2 separate regions of the Homo sapiens genome follow, and region 1 is linked to region 2. The links are chromatin loops, found by intact Hi-C in ENCODE. Cell type or tissue: CD4-positive, alpha-beta T cell. All regions are shown on one strand. Links, peaks and the distances in the headings refer to the core of each region. The heading gives the core; the rest is flanking DNA. Region 1 has its middle 4.5 kb from the start of ARHGEF19. Region 2 holds the start of DDI2 (DDI proteasomal shuttling factor 2).

Region 1 (5,366 bases), core at 224-5,223, 600 kb before region 2:
GAGCTGGTCCTTTTTCCTAGAAGCATTGAGTCTTTAATGAGATCTGGTTAGGAGTCATAAAATGCTGGACTCTCAGGAGGTGCTGTTATTGTGTAATTGCCATTGTCATTTGATGGGATGGGAGGGATGGTCACCAAAAGAGCCCACTCCCCAGCACAATGACCCCATCTTCCTGGGCCATAAATGCCACATTGGCTGATCATGGGTTGAGCAGTACATAGATTCAGGCCATGGTCCCAGCAGACTTCTGGGGCCTAGTAGGGTAGGCAAGGCCTCCCATCAGCTCTGTCAGCAGGGTTAGCTGTCAATTCAGGGGGTGGCCAGAGGACCAGGAGCAGTGGGGAGAGGGGGTCAGCCTCAGCATGGAGTTTAGCTGCAGCCTGGCTCCAGAGAGGGAGAGCAAATTACCCACAGATGCAGGGGGCCCTCAGGTTTGTGGGATACCCCGGTCAGTATGGCACATTTGCTCAGCATGCCGAGTGAGGATGTGATTATGTACCCCTGGGTTGCTGATTCTGGGGGGTTAGGGGGTAGTCATCACAACCTCAGGTCTGGCAGGGGTAGGATCTGCCTCTGGGGCCTCCAAAGTGGGTAGGAGGAGCAGGTGGCCAACTCTCTGCACCAGCAGGGAGGTGGGGTAACCCCTATGCAGCCCCAAAGCCCTGAGTAAGGTGCTCTGTGTCTGCCAACAACAGTGCGGTCCTGGTGGCTGCCACATTCAGGTCACCCAGCAGCTCATCATCATCATGGTGGGCAAACAGCTGCTCAACCACATGGAAGAATTTGTTGGGCTGTGAGTGTTGGGGGAAGAACGGGGGACAAGGCTGGGCCTAATCAGGCCATTTGGAGGGCTTTTATAAGAGCAGAGCAGAAAAACCCTTTACTGGGACAGAAGATACGGGCACAAGTCCTAGCCCTGCTTCTTGTAAGCTGCGTGGCTTTGTGTCTCTCTGGGCCTCAGTTTCGTCATCTGTACAATGGAGACAATAATACCTCTCCATGAGAGTTGAGGGGATTATGAGGCGTTCAACAGGAAACAGCTTTGCAAATGGAGGGCTTTCTATTACTATTTTTTTCAGGGGGCAGTGATATTTCAGAGACCAAGAATGACTATGTGGGAAGTGCAGAGTTGAGAGCACTGGACTCGAGTCTAACAGATTGGATTTGAACACTGGCTCCACCACTTACAATTTGGGGAGCCTGGGCCAAATTCTCCAGGTGTGTTTCCTCATCAATACAGTGGAAATCATCATGGTGCCTGCCTCTAAGGGGTGCTGGTGATAGAAGTGGCAGTTCCTAGCACAAGGCCCTGTTATGACCATTATCTGGTTGCCCTGCCTCCAGGAAACGGAAGGCTTGGTGGCAGAAGTGGCAGCTGGCAGGGCAGAGGGACACCCAGATCGGGCAGGAGCTGCAGCACTGGGAGAAGGAAGGACTATGAGCTCATCAAGTGTCAGGGCCTGTTTGATGAATACCCAGGGATGGAGGAGCAGTCGCTCAGCAGCGTGTGCCCTGGGCATGAGTGGGGCCCCTGGGGGCCTGGCACAACAGGGGAGGTGGCCCCGGGCCTGACACTCCCTGCCTGCCAGAGCTGCAGTTTGGGTTCATCACCATCTTTGTGGGAGCCTTCCTGCTGGCACCCCTGTTCACTCTGCTCAACAACCGGGTAGAGATTGGACTGGACGCCCACAAGTTCCTGTGCAAGTACCAGCGACCAATGGCTGGGCGCGGCTGGACATCTGGATCTGACTGCTCCTGCTGGAGGCCATGGTACACCTTGAGGTCACCGTGAATGGGAGTGAGGTAGATGAAGGGAATACAGGGGCAGGGGGCGGGGGAGATGGAGCTCAGAGACTGGGGAAGGGGGTTCAGGAATAGGGAAATACAGGGCTGGAGAAGGAAATCCGGGTCAGAGTTTGGGAAATAGGGGAGAGGAGGCTAGGATCCCGGGCCAAAGGCTCATCCTGCCACGGGAGGGGGTCTGGATCCGAGTTGGGGTGAGTTAGGGGGTTGGGCCCTGAAGGCCCTCTGGCTCTGCAGGCTTTCGTCTCGCCTTCATCTCGGACTTCTGCCGCATATCCCGTAACAGTACGAACACCACACCCAGCTGCACGGATTTGTGAATTTCACGCGGGCACCCGCGCCCCATGCCCACCTGGCCCAGAGCAAACACACTCTGCCCTTCAGGCTGGGGAGGAGGGGCGCGGCGGGAGGGGCGGGGCCCTGAGCTTTGGTGGGCGAGGCCTTCCTGGGAAGGGCGTGGCGCTGAGCCTTGGTTGGCGGGACGCTGAGGCGGGAGGGGCAGGGCTGTCTGGGAAGCACGGCGCTGAGCCTTGGTGAGGGAGGCCGGCCTGGGAGAGGGCGGGTGCTAAGCTTTGGTGGGCGGGGCCTGTCTGGGAGGGGCAGGTGCTGAGGAGGGAGGGGCGGGGCCTAGCTGGGAAGCCGGGAGCCGAAACTGGACGGGTGGGGTGGTGCCTGGCTGGGGTGCAGTGAGCTGATTCTGCCCCGGACAAATGCGCGGAGCCGGCTAGGGTACTGGCTGAACGGGCAGGGCCAGATTCTAGGGAGAAGGAGGGGAGGAAATGCGGGGTTCGGAGTCGAGATCCGAGAGCCTCTCCAGACCCCGCAACCCAGATACAAGGCCTCTCGCGACGTGGGGGTGAACCTCGCCCTCTTCTACTGGAAGCTGCTGGCTGTGCATGTGCATCTGGGTTTCATTATCGCCTTCGAGGTAGGCTCAGCCATCTGTCTTGGACAGACTTGGTTCCAAGTTCAGGCTCTGCCGCCGACCGGCTGGAAATTGGGATATATTATATAATAGGATCTACTTCATAGGGTCGTTATGAAGGTTCGGTGTCAAGCATTTGCACTGTGCCTGGCATGTTGTAGGTGCTCAATGAATTAATATCACAAATAATAATAACATTATCTCTTGGCAAGAGAAAGGAGAAACGAGAGGAAGCACTCTCCCACCAGCTTTGCTCTTTTACAAGCCCTGCCCTGACGTGGTTCCTAGTGTTAAGGGGTTCGAATCATACCTCTATGTCTTTGGGCAAATGGCAACCCCTTTCTGCTTCTGTTTCTTCGCTTGTGGAGTAGAAATTACCCCCAGCTCATAGAGTTGTTGTGAGGATTAAATGAATTCATATCCGGAAAACCTTCAGGTTAGGGTTTGGCTCAGGGTAAGCGCTCCATGAGTTAAGATCGCTAAGGCAATCATTCTCTCTTTTTGGCCCCCTTCTCCCCAGAATGTAGTGTTCTTCTTCCTGTGCCCCAACGACCGGCTCGTGCCCGATGTGCCAGCCCTGGCTACCAAGATAACTGCGCGAGCGCTACCTGGCCAAGCAGGCGGTGGCAGACAACCGGGAGACGCTGTTTCAGTCAGCAAGGCAGGCGGACCCCGGCCCCACCCGCAACATAATGACCATAATGACCACGCCCCTTGGCCTGCCCTCAAGCTTCAGCTCAGCCCTCTCTAGTTCAGCACTCTCTAGCCCCGCCCCCTTATTTGGCCTCATCCATTGGAGGGATTGGCTGGACTCCCTGTAGTTTCCGCCTGTTCCCGCCCATCATTAAGCTCCGCCCCCGCCAAGCCCCCTTTTCTACTTTATCTGCAAGCTGGGGTTGGGGGCTCTGCTCTGGAGTGCCAGCCTGCTCAGCCTGACCAAGCTGTGCTCTATGTCCGCACAAGGGACGCAGGGGCGTCCAGGACGCAGGGGCGAGTGAGGCAGGGCTGCCCTTCCAGGACCCTAGGTTCCCCAGGATGCTCCTCCTATTGGGGTCCTCTGGCTTCCAGTTACGCATCTGGGCAGTGTCCCAAGGCCGGTCCGGGAGTTGGATGAGAGGATTGGAGTTCCCTGGAGACCTCCAGACCTGCACTGCTACCCTTCCGTGTTCTTGCCTCCTGGCCTCTGTGCAATGCTGACAATAAACCTGTCTCTGCGTCCCAGACTGCCACCTCTCCACGGCCACCTGGTCCCCACCCACACGGTGCAGTGTCTCCTCACTATGTGGCAATGCTCTAGGGAGCCAAAGTGAACATGGGGGAGCAGAGGGACCCTAATGACTCTGAACTTAATGGCTGTCGGTTGGCAGCTAAGGAAAATACTTTGGGGCCGGGCGCGGTGGCTCACGCCTGTAATCCCAGCACTTTGGGAGGCCGAAGAGGGTGGATCACCTGAGGTCAGGAGTTCGAGACCAGCCAAACCAACATGGAGAAACCCCGTCTCTACTAAAAATACAAAACTAGCCGGGCGTGGTGGCGCATGCCTATAATCCCAGCTACTCGGGAGGCTGAGGCAAGAGAATTGCTTGAACCCGGGAGGCGGAGGTTACGGTGAGCCGAGATTGCGCCATTGCACTCCAGCCTGGGCAACAAGAGCAAAACTCCATCTCATAAATAAATAAATAAATAAATAAATAAATAAATAAATAAATACTTTGGGGGACTAGGGCATGGGCCATGAAACCTCTGCTGTGTATTCCGAGCCTGTAGTGTAAGAATAATAAGACCAATAAGAGTTTAGTTAGGTCAGCCGAGACACCCCGGATTACACTTTCACACACTTTTCACCACGAGACCCTCCTAAAAGCCTGGTGAGGCAGTACCAGGCAGTGGTGAAGGACTCAGGTTGGTGGTGGGGTCAGACAGACCTGGGTTTCTTTTCTTTTTTTTTTTTTTTTTTTGAGATGGAGTCTCGCTCTGTCACCCAGGCGGGAGTGCAGTGTTGTGACCTCAACTCACTGCAACCTCTGCCTCCCCACCTCCGTGGTTCAAGCAATTCTCCTGCCTCAGCCTTCTGAGTAGCTGGGATTACAGGTGTGCGCCACCACGCTCGGCTAATTTTTGTATTTTTAGTAGAGACAGAGTTTCACCATGTTGGCCAGGCTGGTCTCAAACTCCTGACCTCGTGATCCGCTGGCCTCAGACTCCCAAAGTGTTGGGATTACAGGTGTGAGCCCCTGTGCCCAGACTATTTTTGTGTTTTTAGTAGAGACAGGTTTCACCATGTTAGCCAGGCTGGTCTAGAACTCCTGACCTCAGGGGATCCACCTACTTTGGCCTCCCAAAGTGCTGGGATTACAGGCGTGAGCCACCACGCCCGGCCAGACCTGGGTTTCAATACTAGTCCTGCCCCTTATTAGCTGTGTGACAAGTTATTTAATCTCTCAAACCTTAATGTCATCTGTAAAATAGGGACTTCATAGAACTGATGAGAGATTTCAAAGGGATAATGCTCATGACTTAACTTGTTAAGTTGGCCCCCCATATCCTCAGGTTCTGCATCCTTGGGTTCAACCAACAATGCATGGAAAATGAAAATAAAAACAAAAAATAACAAAAATAATGACAATAAAAAATAATG
Region 2 (5,366 bases), core at 267-5,266:
AGAATGGCACGAACCCGGGAGGTGGAGCTTGCAGTAAGCCGAGATCGCGCCACTGCACTCCAGCCTAGGCGACAGAGACTCCGTCTCGAAAAAAAAAAAAGAAAAGAAAAGAAAAGAAAAAGCCACTATCAAAAATTGAAGAGTTGTCCGGGAACGGTGGCTCACACCTGTAATCGCAGCATTTTGGGAGGCCGAGGCGGGCAGATCACTAGAGGTCAGGAGTTTGAAATCAGCCTGGTCAACATGGTGAAACCCCGTCTCTACTAAAAAAAAATTACAAAAATTAGCCAGGCGTGGTGGCGCGCGCCCGTAGTCCCAGTTACTCAGGAGGCTGAGGCAGGAGAATCGCTTGAACCCGGGAGACTGGGGTTGCAGTGAGTCGAGAACGCACCACTGCACTCCAGCATGGGCGACAGAGCAAGACTCCGTCTCAAAAACAAAAACAAAAAAAGAAAAAAAATTGAAGAGTTTATTTTCTCTATTTAAACAGTCCTTTCCTAGTTCTCCACATGAGGCATTCACTGACAGAACTGGTTCCTGAGCTTTTGTGGATTAACTTTTTAAATTCTTTCTGAACAGCTTTATGCCAAGGTTCTAAAGTTCACATTGTGTAAAGGAATCATACTTCTGAACAAAGTATTGACACGTGTTTACCATAAGACAGCAGAACAAGCTGCAGTTGGGCAATCGTTTTGTAAACTATTTCATAACTGCAGTAGAAAATCAAGATTTACTTGATGGAGACTTGGGAGACCTCTATAATTTTCTTAATGTTTAGACTATTTCCTCCAGGCTAAATTTATTAAGTCATGATCTAAGTGTTTTAGTGTAAAGTTTACAGCGTTAGTGTCACCGATTCTGTTTGATAAAGACTAGGGGCAGCCCCAAAGCATTTTGAGAATTACTTTGCTTAGTTAAAATATGAGAGGCTGAACTTCTTTCCAGCAAGCTGAGTAGGGAAATGAAACCACCAAACAGCACTGATACTAGGCCGTTTCCAAGCAAATATCCTTTTAAAGCATTGAGCTTTGAACTGACCCAAACTCTGAACTGTGACCTGAAAGAAAAAGGGCCTTCTGGCTTACTACCAGGGTAGAACCGAAACAAACAAACAGCTTGAGTTGAACCAATAGGTACTGTTTTTCAAAAGAATTTAACCAGAAACGCATGTGGTGGGTAAAGAGCATTTCCAAAGACCCCAAAATGAGGTAGTGCAAGTCTTAAACTTTTTCTTTCACCGGAAGTGCAAATCTGTGCATTTAAAGGTAAACTGCGTATATTTAAGCAGAAACCCTCTCCAGAAAAAAAAAAAAAAAAAAGCAGAGGAACATCTATCTACCACAGTGATCCAAACTGGTATTTCTGGTTTGCAGGATGTATGAATCCTAGCAAACCCAGGGCTGCTTCTGAGGTCCACAACGATATCCTACACTCGGGATTAGAAACAGGGAAGGGCCAAAGAGCCAAAGGTGGGGAGGGTTAGCGCTGCTCAACAGTCCACGCGCCCCTCACGCTGCAGTGGGTGCGTCTGCGGTCAGGTTCTCCGCTCCCTCTCCTCGTACCCCACCCCATGCTCGGAGTGTGTGAGGGCAGCTACTGATGCCAGCTCCCCAGCTCCTTTCCGGATGCGGGGGTGACCTGAGAATGGCTATCCTTGCTCCCCCCAGCCCCCAATTCTTCACCAGTAGCAAAGGGAGGGAGTGAGGCCCCGAGGCGGGGAGGGCTTAGCTCCGGGGCAGGCCCGGCTCGCTGCCCGGCGTACCTGGCTCTCGGCTGCGGGGATGCCAGACTCGAGCTCGCACAGCGCGCGGAAGTTGTGCAGCTCGAAGTCGGCGTCGACCTGGAGGGAAAAGGTCACCTCGGAGAGGTCCCTCCGCACACAGTACACGGTGAGCAGCATGGCCCGGGCCCGACCCGGCTCGGCTCGGCTCGGCCCGGCCTGGGCGCGGGGCGCAGGGGAAGAGGCGGCGGCGTGGCCTGGCTGGTGCTGCGGGAGGACGGCGCCGGCTGCTCGTTCGCTCGCTCGCTCCCTCCCTCACACACGCTCAGTGAGTCACTCCCTCCCGCCCTCACTAGCAAGCACGGCCGCCGCCACACGCCTGCGAGTCCGTCTGCCTGCCGGCCTGCCTCCCACGGCTGCCGCCAAGCGCGCCGGCCGCCCGGCGCCCCGCCCCGCCGCAACGCGGCTGCCGTAAAGCCCGCCTCGCCTTCCCCGCCTTCGCAACGCAGCGGGGGGCGGGGCCGGGAAGAGGAGGAGGAAGCCAGGAGAGGATAGGAGGGGGAGGAGTGGGAAGGGGGCGTGGAAGAGGAGAGGGAGGAAGGGCAAGAAAAGGGGAGGGAAGGAAAGGAACGCGGAGAAGGAAATCTCTGCTGACTGGTTGACTTAATGACAGAAGTCTGTGGAGGAGTCCCCGGTCTTATTTATTCACCGAACAGGCATTGATTAAGCGCCTACCATGTGTCGGGCGCTGGCGATGCAGAAATGAATAAAAGGATAAATCCTTCTCCGTAACTCTCAATCTAGTACAGGAGTTAGTAATAAAACATATTTTTCGAGGTAGAAATTGAGGCTCCGACAGAGTAATTCACTTCCTGTCTTAGTGATTTAGGATTGAAACCAAAATCATTACCCTCCCTAGTCTACAGAAGCCAGTTGGCTGTGGCCCACGCCTACCTCCCCAGCCCCTTCTTCCGAGCTCTTCCCACATTCTCTGCCCTCCCAGCCACATAGGTCAGTTCCTCCAAGGCTCCATTCCCCTGTCTTGTAAATAATTTTCTCTCTACTTGGACTGTGTCTGTTTCCTAGCCCTAGCAACTCCTACCACCTAGCGCAGTGCCTTTTTGGGCACAGCTTAGAATCTACTCAATAAATATTTGCTACTTTAATGGCCTGTTTTTAAGGCACACAGCTGATGAGTGGTAGAGGCCCAGAACTAAGGTGCGGATGAGTAAGAAAACCAAAACTGAAAGATGAACTTGTAATGGATGCCAGATTAGCATCTTTCCATTTACTCCCACTCCCCCTCCATGGTAGGGAGCCCTTTTCCATTTTAACAGGAGAGAAGGAGCAAATAAGATGGCTGTGGGTGCAGGTAAGTAGGTAGTAAGTAGGCTGTTGGTGGCAGGAAAGGGAGAATTAGCAGCTGAAGGCTTTTACAAAGAGAAATTAGAGGAGCTGGGCGCGGTGGCTCACGCCTGTAATCCCAGCACTTTGGGAGGCCAAGGCGGGCGGATCACAAGGTCAGGAGTTCGAGACCAGCTTGGCCAATATGGTGAAACCCCGTCTCTACTAAAAATACAAAAATTAGCCGGGCATGGTGGCGGACACCTATAGTCCCAGCTACTCGGGAGGCTGAGGCAGGAGGGTCACTTGAACGCGGGAGGCGGAGGTTGTAGTGAGCCGAGATCAGGTCACTGCACTCTAGCCTGGGAGACAGAGCGAGACTCTGTCTCAAAAAAAAAAAAAAAAAAGAGAAAGTAGAGGCACAGGGGAGTGAGAATGCTTATATCCCCTAGGAGCAACAGAAAGCTTGACTATCAGTGGCTTAAACAAACAAGGGTTTGTTTTCTCACAGGAGAGAAGGCCTGGAGGTAGCAACAGCACTGGTTGAGTGGCTCACTGAAATCAGGGCCAATACTTTTGTAATTGTCTTGACCTTTTCCTGAGGGTTGCAATATATGGCTGGCTGCCTCCACTGCACGCATCATTTTCCTATTCAAGGAAAAAGCTTGCCCAGAAGTCCCTGTGCACATTTTTGCTTACATCTCACTGGACAGAATTGTGTCACATAGATGCAAGAGAGGCTAGGAACGCAAGTATTTAGCTTTGCCTAAAGGACATAAATAGGGAAAAGGGGGGCTGGGAATGGGTATTAGGAAAGATGTACACAGTGCCTTCTACAGTGAATGTTTGAAATAACCATTGCAAATTGAAGCAAGTTTAGCTGAGAAATGTTCTAGGATTGCCCAGTGGTGGTATCAAGGAATCAGTTGAGGCTTGAATCATTGATTAATTGTTATATTTGGTCTAGTGGTGCTCAGGTTCCCAGGTCTGGCAGATTTTGTTCTCCAAAGATGACCATGACAGTGCCTCCCATCGTCTATGCTCTTCCTACAACATGATTGGATAACCCTCCCATTAAGAAGTGGGGTGAATGTCCCTCCCTTTGAATCATGGCTCGGCAGACTAACTCTGGCATAAGTGACATTATGTGATTTCCTTTTTTTTTTTTTTTTTTATCAAGACAGGGTCTGGCTCTGTCACCCAGGCTGGAGTGCAGTGGCACGATCATGGCTCACTGCAGCCTCAACCTCCAGGGCTCAAGTGATCCCTCCAGCTCAACCTCCCCAGCAGCTGGAACTACAGGTGTGCACCACCACACGCAGCTAATTTCTTTTTAGTAGAGATGAGATCTTGCTATGTTGCCCAGGCTTGATTTCCTTTTTATTATGATTTTACATTATTTTTAGTTAAAAAAAATAGGGATGAGTCCTTGCTATGTTGACCAGGCTAATCTCCAAATCCTGGCCTCAAGTGATCCTCCCACCTTGGCCTCACGAAGTACTGGGATTACAGATGTGAGCCATCGCACCCAGCCACTTTGTGTGATTTTTAAGGCTAGGTCTCGCCTGTGTCCACCTGGAGCCAGCAGTTCTCACCCAGCATCCAGCAATATATGCCAGACACCAATGGAGGGGACAAAGCAATGGTGGACAGGCTCAGGCTGGGGCTGCTGCTTCTGGCACTGCTCCTACTTATGCAGATTTATTCAAATCAAACTATTGTAACGTTTTCAAGTAACTCCTCCCAGGGTACCTTGTCTGCCCCAAACCCAGCTAATGCCACCACCAAGGCAGTTGGCTGTGCCCTGCAGTCAACTGCCAGTCTCCTCATGGTCTTGCTTTCTCTTCTATATTTCTACTGTTAAGAAACATCTATACTTCCGTGTCTTCTAAACCCATTCCAAATGGCATCTAGGAGTCCAATGTGGCAAGAAAAAAAGCGGGTCTTCATCAAATCTATTAATTTCACACCTTCTTTTACTGATACAGAAAAGGTTGAGAACCTGGCCAGGTGTGGTGGCTCATGCCTGTAATCCCAACACATTGAGAGGTCGAGGCAGGTGGATCACCTGAGGTCAGGAGTTTGAGACCAGCCTGGCCAACATGGTGAAACCCCGTCTCTACTAAAAGTACAGAAAAATTACCCAGATATGGTGGTGGATGCCTGTAATCCCAGCTACTTGGGAGGCTGAGGCAGGAGAATTGGTTGAACCTGGGAGGCAGAGGTTGCAGTGAGCCGAGATTGCGCCATTGCACTCCAGCCTGGGCAACAAGAGCAAAACTCTGTCTCAAAAAAAAAAAAA

Evidence for each region. Peaks named below come from ENCODE experiments on the same cell type or tissue, not always from the same donor. Only the 100,000 strongest peaks of a DNase experiment are listed, where the experiment ranks them.
Region 1: it touches region 2 in a loop (2.6-fold over the local background); 3 of 110 quality-filtered maps call a loop at or near these places.

What each region holds. Positions count from the first base shown.
Region 1 is chr1:16,214,492-16,219,857 of GRCh38, reverse strand. It overlaps the pseudogene ANO7L1. Among named protein-coding and RNA genes, the nearest start is that of ARHGEF19, 4.5 kb to the right of the region's middle. RefSeq lists silencers at 2,128-2,227, 2,368-2,477, 3,595-3,644 and an enhancer at 2,820-3,516. In CD4-positive, alpha-beta T cell, for the core only: no CTCF peak of the experiment used is centred there; DNase peaks (open chromatin) are centred at 2,337 and 3,487; H3K4me3 peaks cover 1,790 bases; H3K27me3 peaks cover 230 bases.
Region 2 is chr1:15,614,205-15,619,570 of GRCh38, reverse strand. DDI2 (DDI proteasomal shuttling factor 2) reads right to left here and starts at 2,113. Exons shown (of 10, transcript NM_032341.5): 1 at 1,763-2,113. The coding sequence starts at 1,900. It also overlaps the pseudogene CD24P1. RefSeq lists a silencer at 1,790-2,359. In CD4-positive, alpha-beta T cell, for the core only: no CTCF peak of the experiment used is centred there; a DNase peak (open chromatin) is centred at 2,170; H3K4me3 peaks cover 2,744 bases; H3K27ac peaks cover 2,282 bases.